2 separate regions of the Mus musculus genome follow, and region 2 is linked to region 1. Evidence: chromatin loops called from intact Hi-C (ENCODE). Cell type or tissue: gastrocnemius. All regions are shown on one strand.

The links. Peaks named below come from ENCODE experiments on the same cell type or tissue, not always from the same donor. Only the 100,000 strongest peaks of a DNase experiment are listed, where the experiment ranks them.
Region 2: a loop joins it to region 1, with 6 times the contacts of the local background. A loop is called at or near these places in 2 of 42 quality-filtered maps.

The regions. Positions count from the first base shown.
Region 1 is chr12:17,540,500-17,548,499 of GRCm38, forward strand. It overlaps Odc1 (ornithine decarboxylase, structural 1), which reads left to right and starts at 4,374. Exons shown (of 12, transcript NM_013614.2): 1 at 4,374-4,669; 2 at 6,597-6,694; 3 at 6,784-6,901; 4 at 7,134-7,307; 5 at 7,451-7,623; 6 at 7,810-7,944. The coding sequence starts at 6,800. It overlaps Gm22748 (a small nucleolar RNA gene), which reads left to right and starts at 5,647; the gene lies at 5,647-5,782. In gastrocnemius, a CTCF peak has its summit at 4,046; a DNase peak (open chromatin) is centred at 4,289; H3K4me3 peaks cover 3,176 bases; H3K27ac peaks cover 4,683 bases.
Region 2 is chr12:17,480,010-17,488,009 of GRCm38, forward strand. No RefSeq gene overlaps it. Among named protein-coding and RNA genes, the nearest start is that of Gm46325, 25 kb to the left of the region's middle. In gastrocnemius, no CTCF peak of the experiment used is centred here; no DNase peak of the experiment used is centred here; H3K27ac peaks cover 2,246 bases.

The DNA of each region.
Region 1 (8,000 bases):
AACTCAACAGACATGCAGAATGAGCACACTACCCAAAGATAAATACTCGGATTCTTGTGTCTCCAATTCTAGAAAATACACAATAAGGAGGGAGTTCTTAGCAGCCAGTTGCTCCCACAGAAACCACAGATGCCACTAAAATGAACCTCAGGACAGGGGTTACTTCACTGCCACGTCCTGTGTGGCCACTGACCTGCCCCTGAGCCTGCTGGGCTTGGGAAAGTCCTGTCCCAGTTTCCACTACTGGGCTTGCTGTCTGGTCCCATCCCAGTAAGCTCTACCAGGGCTGGGTAAGGTAGGGTCATGATGTAACTTCACTCTTCATAATAAAAATACCGAGACTTGTACACATGGGTGTCTGATGCTTAGAAGAGATCCTCTGGAGCAATGCCATCACTTCTGATGATGCCACCATTGCTCAGAACAACCTGGAAGCTGCCTTCCCTGCCTTGGGCACATTATTTGGATTATCAGTGGAGGTGGCACACTTTCTGCCTCGGAGGGAGGGTTAGCTCTTTGGAGACACTCAACACAATTTCAGGGCAAGTCTAGCATTGGTGAGTTACAGCAGTGGAACACTATTTTGGGTCAAATATCCAGATGTGACTTGTCTGGTGACTGCTCTCCATTGCCCAGGTATCTTGAGTTGTGCACCTTTAGCAAGGCAGGTGCTAATTTCCTTATGTGGCCTAATATTAGGAATCTCACTTTAGTCTGCTCTCTTCCTTTCTTTCCTTCTTTCCTTCCTTCCTTCCTTCCTTCCTTCCTTCCTTCCTTCCTTCCTTCTTTCTTTCTTTCTTTCTTTCTTTCTTTCTTTCTTTCTTTCTTTCTTTCTTTCTTCCTTCCCTCCCTCTTTCTTTCTTTCTCTTTCTCTCTTTCTCTCTCTCTCTCTCTCTCTCTCTCTCTTTCTTTCTTTCTTTCTTTCTTTCTTTCTTTCTTTCTTTCTTTCTTTCTTTCTTTCTTTCTTTCTTTCTTTCTTTCTTTCTTTCTTTCTTTCCAAGACAGGGTTTCTCAGTGTGAGCAGTCCTGGCTGTACAAAGCCCAGCTTTGTAGACCAGGCCAGCCTTGAACCTGCCTCTGCCTCCCAAGCACTAGGATTGAAGGTGTGTGCTACCATGTCTGGCTAGTCTGTTCTTTTCCTAGAAGACAGATATGACTTTGGATACGGATTCCTCCTCCTCTCTTCCTCTTTTAAGAGTCTATCTTGAAGCCAGGTGTGATGGCCCATGCTTTCAATACCCGCTGAGGCATACTGAGGCATACTCTCTGTGAGTTCCAGGTAGCTTATCTATATAGCAGATTCCTGGCCAGCCACACATACAACAATGAGACCTTATCTAAAACAAACAAGCAAGCAAGCAAACAAACAAACAATGCTTCAGGCTGCACATTTTCGGATGGGTCACGACAGCTAATCTCATCCTTGGGGAAAAAAAGGAGTTGTTAGGAGGGGATGAACCAATGGATGAATGAAAGCCCTGTCTTGACTTTGCCAATACCAAGTAAATGGATTTGTATACAATTGCTGGTTATTCCTTTATGCGATGTAATTCTTTTCCCATAAGGGGCCCTCTTTACATTTGTAACTACCCCATGTACTTGGGAGGTGGAGGCAGTAGCCATTCAAGGCTCTGCTCTGCTACACAGGGACCTGAGCTCCATGAGATGCTGTCTTAAAAAATAAAGTTAGAGCTCTTAGAACTTGGCCCAACCATCACTACTTGTAGACACTGAGCTTGCACCTCCAAGGAGGGGCGTGAGATTCAGGATTTTACCATGGGCAAGTGCTGAGAGTCCCTAAGAAAGTCAGAGACAGCCCCAGAATATAAGACAGTAACTGAGAACACCGCTAATAGCAGCATCTACACTGGTTTCATCCATCCTTCGGTGCCTCTGCACAATCTAGCACAAACACCTCACTGCATGTCAGGATAACATTCTGGACATTGGCATTTTATAAGGTCTCATCGCTTTACTTTGGAGAGACAATGGCAATGGAACTTGGGGCCTCAAATTGCCCCTAGGGAGAAAGGGGCAAGCACTCTTGTGTTGAGTGGTAGCCTAGCCTTTGTTGATTTTCTCTTAAGGAAGATGGGTAGGGAAAGGGAGGAACCGGTGAAAATAATATCAGTAATGCCACTCGTTTGACTAAGCCTGGGTTTAGTCACCACTGGTCTGTCTTCTTGAATGCAGGTTAGTAGTTGAGTCTTATGACTCAAGCTCAGCTGCTTTCAGACCGGCTTTGGGGACCTCTCCATGCTGGAGCCTGTCTACCACCAGCTAGCAGGGCCACTACCCCAGGAAATGGGCCCCTCCTTCCCTACCTTCTGTCCCCACCCTGACAGTCAGCTGGATCATGTACAAGACACCACCTCCCGAGGGTTTGGGCAGGAATTGGAATGTGGGTGGGTTGGTGCCATACATACATAGGCAGTTGTGATAGAGCCAGAGTAGTTTATAATTTGGAATGGTCTCCTGGTCTTCCTGACCAAGACCTGCGCTCTTCTTCCCAGGTAAGGTTTCCAAAACTAAAACACTATGATTATCTCCCATCACAGAGATAAAGATGCTAATTGAACGCTTGGGGCTGTATGTTCTTTGACTGGTCAAAACAGCTAATCTGGTCCTTGGGGAAGAAAAGGGTTGTTAGGAGGGGATCCCATACCCTTCTCCTGCTCTGCATGGTACCTTGTGACTGCTCCAGGATTATATAAAACTAAGGAAGAGCAGGGTGCCCAAGAGAAGAGTGAAATGCCCATCCCATCGTTGTATGGACAGCTTGCTTGATGCTTTTGTGGCTCTTGTTTCTTTCTGCAGAAGCCATGATTCAGGGAGAAGTGAATCACTCGTTCTTTCATTCACTCATTCAACAAATATCTATGGACTATGACCCAGGCTTGGAAGTGTGTACTAAGGTTTTTCCTCCCAGGACTTTGTGGTTGTAAAAGACCCTTGGGTACATGAGACCAAGGCTTGCACAAAACTGCACAACAGTTTGGGAGTGGAGCTGGGTTGTGGATTTTCTCTAGGGACCTCTGGAGAAAAGCCAGTGGGGTTTGTTTGTTTGACTTTGTTTTGTGATAGGGTCTCACTATGTAGCCGTGGTTGGTCTGGAACTCTTTGTAGACTATACTGGTCTCAAACTTAAGAGATTTAGCTGGTCAGAGAAGGAACATACCTTTAATCCCAGCATTCTTGAGGCAGAGGCAGGTAGAGTTCCACTAAAGCCAGGGCTAAACTGAGAGGCCAGGTCTCAAAAACAAACCACCCAAACCAAACAAAAAACAAATAAACAAAAGCCTGCCTCTGCCTGAGTACTGGGATTAAAGGTGTGGGTCATCTGGCCCTGCTCAGGCCCTTGAAAAGCTTCAAGTTTTTTCCTTTGCTGTGATTCAAGTTAGTTTTTTGGTACTGCTATGGTATCTCAACGTCTGGGCTGGGAGAGGGGTTTTAACTGAGAATTAACAAACCATTAACATCGTATACATAGTATACATAGTAACAAATTGTAGTGTTCGTGTGTTTTTCCAATACTGAATATGTAAGTCAGTCCCACTTGTTCTTTAACAATGTAACTTTGGTGGATACAAATTTACTGCCCAGACTCTGTTCGCATTCAGGCTTCTCAAAGTTGTAGCTACCCTGAAAGACAGAATAAGAGAGACAGCTGGTGGCTGTCCACCACCTCTTACCTTGTCCCTAACACGCCTTTCAATACGACCCTTGCTTAGATAGAAGGCGTACTTAGCATGCAACTGATGCCTAACATCTAGTTGGAAGCCACCAACATAACACGGAGTGGCCGGGTCAGCCTCCGCGGGCTTGTCTCTCAGCAAGCTTTCAGGCTTAGGCATACAGGGTCGTGATGCAGGGTCAGTCTGCGCCACCAAGTCTAGTCTATGTGGCCGGCGCACAGCTCACGGCCCATCCATCCTCCGCTTGCATCTGCGATACGCCTGCCCCGCTAGGGAATACCACCCCCTGAATGGAAAGCCGAGGAAGAATTTTGCTAGTCTTCCAGGTCTGGGTTCAGCCGTTAGGACCTGGAGAGGGGGAAGAGATTGTGTGCCTAGGCGGAGAGGTAGGGGGCGAGAGACTGGCGACCAGGTACATGTGCGCATGCACCAGCCGACTCCCGCCCGCTGCCCATAGGGCCCTGCGGCATGCTGGCAGCCAGGACTGGTGATGTGGTGCGCGTGCGCAGGCCTGCCGCAGGGCGTGTCCGACACGAGGCCCGGCGGGGAGCGCGGGGCGTATGGGCGGGTGGGTGGGCACGCGCTGCGCCCCGCCCCACTGACGCGCCCGGCCCGCGTCCCCCGCCTCCGGCGCCGGGACCCGGGTTGGCCGCCACGGAGTCCCCGCCCCTCCCCCGCGCCTCCCGGCCGGAACCGATCGCGGCTGGTTTGAGCTGGTGCGTCTCCATGACGACGTGCTCGGCGTATAAGTAGCGGCGCGTCGCACCGTCGGGCTTTGTCAGTCCCTGCAGCCGCCACCGCCGGCCGCCCTCAGCCAGCAGCTCGGCGCCACCTCCGGTCGGCGTCTGCGGCGGGCTCGACGAGGCGGCTGACGGGGCGGCGGCGGCGGGCGGACGGACGGACGGACGGGCGCTCCTCGGGGTTTGGCGGCGGCGCCTCCATGGGTCAGGCCAGCCGGGCCACCGTGCTGTGAGGTGAGCGGGACGCGGGAGGGATGTGCGGCCACGTGTCGCGAGGCCCGGACTGCGGCCGCCGGCAGGGGACACGTGGCCCGGGACCGGTGACCTTGCGAGCCGCCGCCCTGAAGGCAGCTGCTCCTGGACCTCGGCTGCAAGCCCTCGGATCCCCCCATGGGAGCCCTCTTCGCGTCAGCCGGACTCAGCGCTCCACTTGCCCGGGTGATGATGGAGGGCAAGCCCGCGGCAGGTGCAGGGGAGCGCGGCCGCGAGCAGCGGTCCTGCAGTTAGTTTCCTGCTGCTTTCTTTAGTTTCACTACGTGTACAGAGCAGAGGCGATGACCCGGAGTGGAAGTTGGTAGACCAAATTTAGTCTGGGAGTCACTGCTAATGAATACCCACCAGCTGTGACTTGGAATTAGAACTCCTTGAATGACTTAGTGGTTTAGGGGAAAACGGGTTCCCGGCTGTCCCGGAAACCCTACTCAGAATCCTCAATAACTGGAAAAAGTGTGGGGGGCAGAGCCTGTCAGGAATGTCTGGGAGAGGACAAAGAATGTAGTGGTTTGTTTTATTCAAACCTAAGATCGGGCAGACTTTGACTGATTGGAATTCTTTTCTGTTTTAATTGGCTTATATCTTCCAGAGTTACCTTCTTGTGCTAATTGTCTGACACGATTTAGCTACTTCCCATACCAAAATGTGTTAGTAACATTTTTCTTTCAGATCTTATCTATTATATTATTTAGGCAAAGCTACAGAAAGGCAAAACAGTATCTCAAAGCTTTTCGTGTTTAAACCGGAAGGTTGCCTGGAAAATACTTAAGACCTAAAATTACAAAGTTACTGCCAAAGCCCATTCATCAGTTGTAAATGATATACAACGAGTTGGCTGGCTCTCTTCTCTAGTCTTAACTTAGGAGAGGTTTAGGCAGCTAACGGAAGTTGACATTGCCAAAAGTCTCGTTAAATTAAGGCTTAACATGTTTAACCATGCATGGATTTGGATTTATGGCAGGCTCTTCCCCGTGGGCCTCTCATAGTGTCCCATGCTAGAGCAAATTGTGGCTCCTAACCATTGCCCAGCCTCCGTGCCTGTAGGCTGCAGGCACTGAAGTGGGTCACACAACGGAAAAAAACGAGTTTTACTTGGCCACTTGCTGTTGTCCATTTCATAAGGCCCAGACAGAAGCTTTTATTAAGAGTGGTGACCTTGCTTATTTTTGTTAGTCATAAAGTTGACCAAAAATGCCTTCCATATGGTTATTATCCATAACTAAGTGGATATTAGAAGGCATTTGAGGACAGTCAGGATCCCAGAAGTGCTCATTTTGTTAGGCAATATAGGCTTTGGGATACTGGTGTCTCATAATAGTAACTAACAATATCCTGTTGATTTGAAGAGTTTGGGTTTTTGTTTTGTTTTGTTTTGTTTTGTTTTAATGCTAGTACTGCATGAAAGTTCCTTATGGAAAATTTTGATGGATTGTTCACTGAGTTTGAGTGCTCTAGATAGATGATAATGACTGTATTCACTTAAGATCATTCAGCATAACAAAGTGGGAAGGAATAAGATATTTTCAGGGCTGCATGTAGTTACTGTAATGCCATTTGAAGTTTCTGAAGACCTGGAACGGCTCAGAAATGAAGCCATGTAATACAGTAATATTGCCAGAGTTAATGGGCTGTATGCAGATATGCTTCTGAGACACATTCTGTTTTGGAGAGATGTCCCATATGTATAGAGTTGTGGCATTCAGTTTTGAACAGTGGAATCTGTTTGGGGAGGGTGGTGTCTATTCACCTAGGCCCTGGGATTCCCACCCACAGTTCTTCCTGTACTGGCTACTTTATTTCACCTGTTTACTCTGGTGTATGGTTGCAGCGTGTAACCTTTAATGGTAAGATTCCAAGGGAGATCACATCTTGTGTTTCTATTCACTAGTGTTTCCACCACTCCAAGAAGGCAGCATTCAGAGTTCTTGGCTAAGTCGACCTTGTGAGGAGCTGGTGATAATTTGATTCCATCTCCAGGTTCCCTGTGTAAGTATCGGTTTACTTGTGGATTTGTGCTGGAGCATTGCTACGACTTTGAGTGTGTTCCCGCTCACTTGCGGCTTCCCCTGTTTCAGAAGCACATCGAGAACCATGAGCAGCTTTACTAAGGACGAGTTTGACTGCCACATCCTTGATGAAGGCTTTACTGCTAAGGACATTCTGGACCAAAAAATCAATGAAGTCTCTTCCTCTGTAAGTACGGGAAGCCCACGGAAGGCCGCAACTCTGCTGAGAGCTCCTAGCACCATACATGAGCCTGTCTTGCCAGAGAATCTAGAATGTGACTGTGGACTGTCTAGTGGTTGGTCATGCCATGTCAGTGACTGCTAACAGGGATAGAATTTGATTAAGGAAGGGAAAAGGGTTTTCAGTGTGGCCAGCTGCTGGACAGCTAATGAGGTCCCTGAACCTGTTCTCATTCCAGGACGATAAGGATGCGTTCTATGTTGCGGACCTCGGAGACATTCTAAAGAAGCATCTGAGGTGGCTAAAAGCTCTTCCCCGCGTCACTCCCTTTTACGCAGTCAAGTGTAACGATAGCAGAGCCATAGTGAGCACCCTAGCTGCCATTGGGACAGGATTTGACTGTGCAAGCAAGGTAAGACTGCTCACCCCGCCCCAAGGAGGCATCAGTTGTGTTAATAAGTGTTATTAATAAGCTGAGGTGCACATGACAACTTCATGTGCTTTTGTTTGTCAGACTTGGTCTGTATAGAGCCCAACACTGCTCTTCTCTTTCAGACTGAAATACAGTTGGTGCAGGGGCTTGGGGTGCCTGCAGAGAGGGTTATCTATGCAAATCCTTGTAAACAAGTCTCTCAAATCAAGTATGCTGCCAGTAACGGAGTCCAGATGATGACTTTTGACAGTGAAATTGAATTGATGAAAGTCGCCAGAGCACATCCAAAGGCAAAGTGAGTCTTCTGATAGAGCACAAAAGGCCGGGCCTTGTTGGGCAGACTCATATCTTGGTTCATTTATTTATTCCTATACATAGTAGAACTAGGCTAAACCCTGTGTCAGACAAGCAGCAGCACCTACACGTAGGCTCCTGAGCGGATGAGCATTATAGAGCACTTACACAGTGTACTTCCACCTAGGTTGGTTCTACGGATTGCCACTGATGATTCCAAAGCTGTCTGTCGCCTCAGTGTTAAGTTTGGTGCCACACTCAAAACCAGCAGGCTTCTCTTGGAACGGGCAAAAGAGCTAAATATTGACGTCATTGGTGTGAGGTGAGATCTCAGTGATGTCATTACAGGCTGAGACATGAAATTTTAAGGCCCTTTCT
Region 2 (8,000 bases), 60 kb before region 1:
CACAAGGTAGAGAGGTGGAAACAGTATTGAGGCAGAAGCAACAAACTGAGCCCCAGATATTTCACACAATAGAATCAGAAAAAAACAAAAGCTAAAATTGTTATGTTAAAAGACAGAATACAACCTTTTCTCTTTTCCTATTTTCCTCTTTTTGTTTTTGTTGTTGTTTGCTTGTTTTGTTTTGTTTTGTTTTGTTTCAGACAAGGTTTTTCTGTGTAGCCCTGGCTGTCCTGGAACTTGATCTGTAGACCAGGCTGGCCTGAAACTGAGAGCTCTACTTGCCTCTGCCTCCCAAGTGCTGGGATTAAAGACACGCACCACAGAACACAAACTTTAAAGTGTACCCAGGTAACAGAAAGTTAACAAAAACTGATCTTAAAAAAATAATAAGATGGGCAGTGGTGGCACACGCCTTTATTCCCAGCACTTGGGAGGCAGAGGCAGGCAGATTTCTGAGTTTGAGGCCAGCCTGGTCTACAGAGTGAGTTCCAGGACAGCCAGGACTGCACAGAAAAACCCTGTCTCAAAAAACCAATAATAATAATAATAAAATAGAGCTGTTTTTATTTTGTTTAGTTTTGTTTGAACATGATCTCTCTATGAGTCCAGGCTAGCCTCAAACTCAAGACCTTCCTCAGTCTCTTGACTGTTGGGATCACAGATCTGTGCCTTCACACCCACCTGAGATCATGTAGAAAAATAAATATAAGTATAATTACTGAACACTGAATTTAATAGATGAGTTTAATAGCTGATTAGATACAGACAATGGAAAAATCAGTGAACCAGAAGATAGGCCAGAAGAAATTAGTCAAACAACAGTGTAGGAAGTCCAAAAGAAAGTCATCAGAGTATCAGAGAGAGAAAAAAAAAAAGAGAGTAAATAGTCTAAACACACCTAACTGACACTCTGGAAAAAGAAGCAAGAGAGAAGACAGCAAATGTGCTGTGAGAAGACAATGTCGATGAGAAATTTTCAGAACAGACGGGAGATGCTGATGTCCACGTAAGAACCCTAGTAAATGCCACAGACTCGAAATAAAAAGGTCTTGTTGAGCCTTTCTGACATAAGGGATGGATCCAAGGACCTACTAGAATTTGACCAACCTCAGGACATGCTCTCCTGTTGGCGATGAGTCAAGCAAGAATGTGTGCAACACCCAGTGGTGAAGACTGCTCCTGGTCTGGCCAAGTAAGTGAATGTGAAGGTCAGAATGACATTGGTGCATTTTGAGCCTTCAGTTGGTCATTTATAGCACAAAAAGAATGGAGGAAATGATGGGAACTCCATTCCCACCCTCCCGTGGGCTAGATGATTTTATTTGTAAGAAGTCTAGCAGAAATCTGTTGTTTCTCCCTCCCCACTACATTATCTTAAAATAAGTCTGCTTGAGAATTTAGTGTCTATGTCCATCTTTGAGTTTGATGGAAAACACCAAGTTTCCCATCTCTGGAGCTCTTGTCTAGACTCTGAGAAACATTAACAACATTATACAGGTCGACACTTAGGTTTTATATAGTCCATTTCACTGAAGATGGAAGAACTAAGGTCAGAGAAGATGGGGAACACAAATGGTGTCTGCAGTCAAGCCAGGCCTACTGAGGGGTCTCCTGGGTCTAAGCTGGGCCTTCATCCACCACCCAGATGCTCATTTCCTGGAGATGGATGGAGCACGTTGTTTTGTTCTCAAAGGGAAGATATTTCAACAACTGTTTGTTACCATGGACCAAGTTATGTAAGACGCAAGCGTCTCCGAAGCATCACAGAGGTGACATAGAAAAGGAGATAGAGACACCCCAACAGATCAAAACAGCCCCAGTTACATAACCAAGACAGCACTCGGTGAATCACTGCCGTGTAATGGGAAAATCAGATTGGTCACTAGGAAAAGTAAAAGGATCTATGGTGAGTCACGGGTCCACCCTCCGGTGGAGCCTCTGAAGGGCAGACACCTGCCGGTTGATTCAGAGTCTGCCCTTTGTCTTCCTCTCTTCCACATCAGAGTCTTGGTGTTTCACAATGGAGCTTCGCTAGGGATGTAAATTTCCAAAGAGGGCTAGGTGGAAGGGAAGCCCCACGTACTGTCTCTCAGCTATTCTGGAAGGTGGGCTCTGCGTTAGTCAGTTCCCATTAATTACCAGAGCCATGGCATCAATAGGGACTTCCTGCCTTTCCAATGAGACCTGGCCTCTTCCTGATGGGTCCTTGTGACAACTCAATGCATTAAGTGTCATTGCCTTGATGGAGAATAGCGGCCACAAAGGTTCTGATGCTGAACGGAATCTCAGAGTTAGAAGATGGTGGTCGGATCCCCTAGGCAAAGCCGCGTGAGGGCCCACCTTCTTCAAACTTGTCTGGGAGGCCTCCTTTCGGACTTTTGGATATCTTTGAGCATAGTGCGGTTGTCCCAGAGAAGAATGAGACTGTGGAGAAACACGTGCTGGAGCCCACCCTCACCGCGCAGCCACTGCCAAAGCGGGCAGTTCTCTATTGTAGTGGGACCGGAAGGTTGACATGGGAACCAAACACCGATTTTGGAGGAGACCTGATCCCTTTAAAAATTTAGTGGTAAGCATGGCTTGAATCTACCTGCTATTCTTATTTTTATTAACTTTTTGAAATCCTATGGACAGTTCTGGAAGATAGTCCTATACTCAACACCATTGTACAGGCGTGGTGGCACACGCCTTTAATCCCAGCACTCGGGAGGCAGAGGCAGGCGGATTTCTGAGTTGGAGGCCAACCTGGTCTACAAAGTGAGCTCCAGGACAGCCAGGGCTATACAGAGAAACCCTGTCTCAAAAAACAAACAAACAAACAAACAAACAAACAAACACACACACACACACACACACACACACACACACACACACACACACACACACACACACCATTGTAGAGCACTAGGGAGATCTCCCACAATCCTTTTCTCTGGTTTGTGGTGTATGGTGGAAACTCACCTGGCATTTTAGAGACTCTTGTTCCCCTGGTGGGAGAAACACCACGCCTTTGGGCCAGTTGTCCCTCATTTCCTTCCTGACTGGTTCTGTAGCAACTTCGAAGGTTGTCATTAGAGGACTAGGAGAGTCTCACTTGGTCCATTACTGTTATTACCAGCTCAGGCAATAGCCCTTGGGTCTGGCATTGTCTCTTCAGGATACAGAAAAGAATGTGGGGCCTCTACCTGCATTTGCTCAGCATGACTGAGCCCCTACTCTATGCCTTCTCTCTCTGCTGTATGGGAGACCAAGAACACCTGCTACAAATCCTCTGAGTTTTCCAGGTCCCAGACTTTCACATCCCGGGCAGATGCCAGGTCAACAGGCCTGCGCCCTGAGGGGATACTAGCAGCCACTTCAGGCCAAGTCCCCCAGAACTGGAGTTGTAAGTGGTTGTGAGCAGCTGTGTGGGTACTGGGAACCAAACCCCAGTCCTTTACAAGAGCAGCAAGTACTCTTAACTGCTGAGCCATTTCTCCAGCCCTCACTGCATACCTTCAGGTGGCCAAGCTCAAACGTGTGCTGGACGAAGCTGGAGGAGAGGTTAATGCTGGAGAAGCTAGCGGCTTAGCAGGGAGTACCAAGGGAGCACGTGGAGTGTTCTGGTTCTGACTGCTGAGCTGTTTTGATTTTGGTTTTTTGTTTGCTTGTTTGTTTGAGGGTTTTGTGTGTCTGTGTGTTTGTTTTGTTTTGTTTTGATTTTTCAAGACAAGAGTTTCTCTGATAGCCCTGGCTGTTCTCACTCACTCTGTAGTCCAGTCTGGCCTCCAACTCACAGAGATATGCCTGTGTCTGCCTCCTGAGTGCTGGGATTAAAGGCATAAACAACCACTAGTCTGTGAGCTGGGTTCTATGAAAATTTATTGAGCTGTCCCTGACACACGCTCCTTGATGACCTGTCATGACAAAGATTCTTTGCTGGACCAAACTTTAACCAAGGTCTAAAAGCCTTTTCCTAGACCCAACTCTGCGTGTCTTTGTAAAATCCAGTATTAGTAAGAGCTTTGATGAGTGGCTGTGCTAACACTCCCTGACCTTGACCTTCAAACCTCCTTGATTCCTGATGCGATCCTCATTCTGGACTATATCCACAGGGGATGTCTGGTCACCTAGGCCCACCTTTGATGGGAATCTGATTAGGTTAGTTTAATCAGGAACCCTCAATGTCTGACACATTTCTGCTGGTGTCCAGGTCTGGGGCTCTATCTGCCCATATGCCTCAGCAGCTCCCTAGCCCACCAGAGGACTCCCTGCAGCGGCTCCAGGGCCTGAAGAACAGAATGGAGTAAAAGCCCCAACAGTGTGTCTTAACAATTGTCACTGCACAGCCTAATTATTTCTTTAATAGCTACAATCAACATAATATTAGGACAGAGTCTAGCTATGTAGCCCAGACTGTCTTTGAACTCGTAATCCTCCTGCCTCAGATTCCCTAAAGCTGAGGTTACAGGCATGCACCGTCGTGCCAGGTTTACACTATCTGTTTAAAACATATTTTTAAAAAGGAGTCAAGGCCTCTCGCTTTACTTCTAAGGTTCCTCTCACTGTTTATAAGTTTACCAGCTGTCCCCATCTCTGCCGGTGACGCAGTAATTTTGCAGTGCAAGAGATATTTTTGGGGACAGATGTCTGTTACTCTTCCGCCACCGCCAAGGCCAGAGAGGCCAGTGGGGGGAGGGGTGATGAGTTTCACTTTTCCTGTTGGAAACTTGGCTACTACTGCCTCTCAACAAAGCAAATAAACAAACAAGTCGCACCTCACCTGCATCCTGCTACACAAACATGTGCGTACACACACATGCATTCACACACACACATGCATCAATACATACACATGTGCACACATGTACACATACACATGCATGCACACACGCATACATACACTCACACACATATTCATACACACACTACCCTAATTCTGATGATCTGTATTACTGCTTTTCATTGCTATGATAAAATATCCGAGATAATTAATTTATAAAGGGAAAAAGATACTTTGGGCCTACAATTCCTTGGCCTTGACTGCTTTGAGGATTTGAGGTTGTCGTGGCAGGAGCTGGGAGATGGAAAAGAGGTCACAGTCAGACTGGGATCCCTCAGCCTTTGAGCCCATAGCCCTGAATCTAAAGCCTCCACTGGGCCCCACCAACTCTTAAAGCTGCCCTTGTCACTTGATACATAGAGCTACATAGTGTGTAGCCTGCAGGCCACTGGGGACACTTGAGACCCAAACTGTGGCCATAGTTAAGAATGGCAGATCTACTCCAGAACAGGCAGAAACTATAGAAAAGAGAAAGAAAAAAAAAAAAAAAAAGATACCATTTGTGACCTCATTGCCCAAACTGAACAGAGGTTTTCATTCTGACATTTAGTATATATACATATACACATACATATACATACACATATAATTTATATACACATATCTACATACATGTATATATGCATATATATATATACATATATACATATATAGGTTTAGAACAGTATTATTGAAGTAAAATTCCCATGAGATAAAATCCACCTGTCTTAAGCTGCTATTGTAGTGATGTGGGAAACTCTAAGCTCTGTGCTAGCATCACCATTGTCCAGTTCTAGAGCATCCCTGTCACCTCCTCACACTCACTCTAGTCCATCCCATGTCACATCCCCAGCCTCAGGGTGCTGCTGACCCAATGGGTTTGCCTTTTGGGCTTGTTTTGAAGTAGAGACCAATCGCAGGATCAGAGAGACCTTGGTCCTTGCAACTCTCACCAGATAGACCAGGTTGGCCTCTAGTTCCCCAGGGACACTCTTCTGTACAATGGCCTCTAGTTCTTGAGTCCATGTGTTTATAATTAGGAAATATGTTTTTCCTCTGGTATTTGTGTGTGAGTGTGATATGTTTGCATGTATGTGAGTGCACATGTGTAGCTGCCTGGAATTGATGTTGAGAGGTTTTGTTTTTTTTTTTTGTTGTTTTTTTTTATTATTATTGCTTTTCAAGCTTCTGCAAGACTTTGACTCTCGAGGCAGGATCAGACTGACCTCAAACTCTCTCTACAGCAGAGGGTAGCCTTGAACTTCTGATCTCCAGCTTCCACCTCCCCAGTACTGGGTTTCTAGTCATATGCAACCACACCTGGTTTTAAGTGGTTCTTGGGCTCAAACCCATGACTCTGTGAATGATAAGCAAATGCTCTACTAACTAAGCCACTGTCCAGTGACTGCTTCTGAAGACTTATACTGTCGTTTAACTGAAAGCACTTGGGCTGGAGAGATGGCTCAGTGGTTAAGAGCACCAACTGTTTTTCTGGAGGTCATGAGTTCAAATCCCAGCAACCACGTGGTGGTTCACAACCATCTGTAATGAGAAACAAATAATAAAAAATCTATGGGCCTGAGCAAGAGGGAGAAAGGGAAGGGAGGTGGGGAGAAAGGGCTCTGCATACCCAAGTGTTACTTAAGGGTTAAGTTTTTGGCGCTCCAACGGACATTTAGAATTGCAAATCTTTAAAATCACTGTCACCCTCCCCAGCGTGTAGTTGTCACTGCAGCAGGGGTTTAATTTGCATTTCTCCCATGACTAACGGTGTTGAGGATCTATTATGCATGTGAAGCCACTTGTCTGTGAATTTATGTTCAAATATTTTGCCTATTTTAAGAGTCTCAGGTTCTGCTGACTGAGCTAAGCAGCGTGATTTCGCCTCTTTTCTAATTGGTTGTCTGCCTTCTGCCATTAAATTGTAAAGCTCTTGGAGTAGGTTGAGCGTTTGCTGATACTGTCTACCAGTTTCTGTTTTGTCTTCTCACCTTTCTCATTGTGTCTCCTGAAGCATAGAGGGGGTTTATTCTGACCAAGTTCAATTTTTTTCCGGGGCTGGGTTGTTCTGTATCTAAGAACTCTTCATCTCAGCTCACAAAGATTTTGCGGTTGCTTGTGTTTTGTGTTGTTTTGAGACAGGATCCTATTAGGCAGCCCTGCTTGGTTGGCCTGGGACCTACTTTGCTGGCTGGGCTAGCCTTGACTGCCTCCGTTCAATCCCCAGAAGGACTGACTGTAGAGAATTGGCCTCCGATCTCCACATGTTTGCTGTAGTGTGAGTGCTCAGAATTACACACACACACACACACACACACACACAAAGGGAAGAATGAAATCAGAAAGCATGAAGGAGCTCTGGATTTTCATCTTTTCCAGATTGGTTTGGTTATAGGAATTTTGCATTTCCACATACACTTTAGAATTAACTCGCCAATTTCTGGGGGGAAAAATTGCCTCCTGGGACAGGGATAAGGATAGAGTTGATCGTGCAGTCCACTCTCAGGGGAACAGCTCTGTCAGTCGGGGAGCACACTGACTGCCAATCCGTGGGCAGGGACTGCTCCCATTTGTTTCATCCCTAGCTTCTCTCTTGAGTGATCTGCATAGTCCCTGGTGGCCAGGCTTGGATGGCTTCTGATAAATGGATTCCTGAATATACCAACTGCCATAAGTAAGACAGCTTTCTTTTTTCCATAGTCTTCTTACTTACTGATTAAAAAAAGGAAACTCTGACTTATCTCTGTGACCCTGATAAGCTTGTTTAAGCTTCTAAGAATGCAAACATGCATGTGGGTGTGTTTTAGGCCTTTTTACATATGAGATTATATGAGGTCATACTGTATCTAAGAAAGACAGTTCTACTTCTGGGCCTTACATCATTTCTCTCTCTTTTTTCCTCCCTCCCTCCCTCCCTCCCTCCCTCCTTCCCTCCCTCTCTCCCTCCCTCCATCCTTCCCTCCCTCTCTCCTTTCCCCTCTCTCTCTCTCTCTCTCTCTCTCTCTCTCTCTCTCTCTTTGCTGGCTTTCACAGGCCATAACCTCCAATACCATGCCAGGTGGATGTCTATGGCCAAGTCACCCTGAATGCACTTAAATTGTTGCTATTTGGGAAGCTAGTCTCAGTTCATACTTAAGTGGGAGAAAAGCTGAATGAGACTGTGAGCATGAATGGATTTTCCTTGTGATAACTCTGAGTT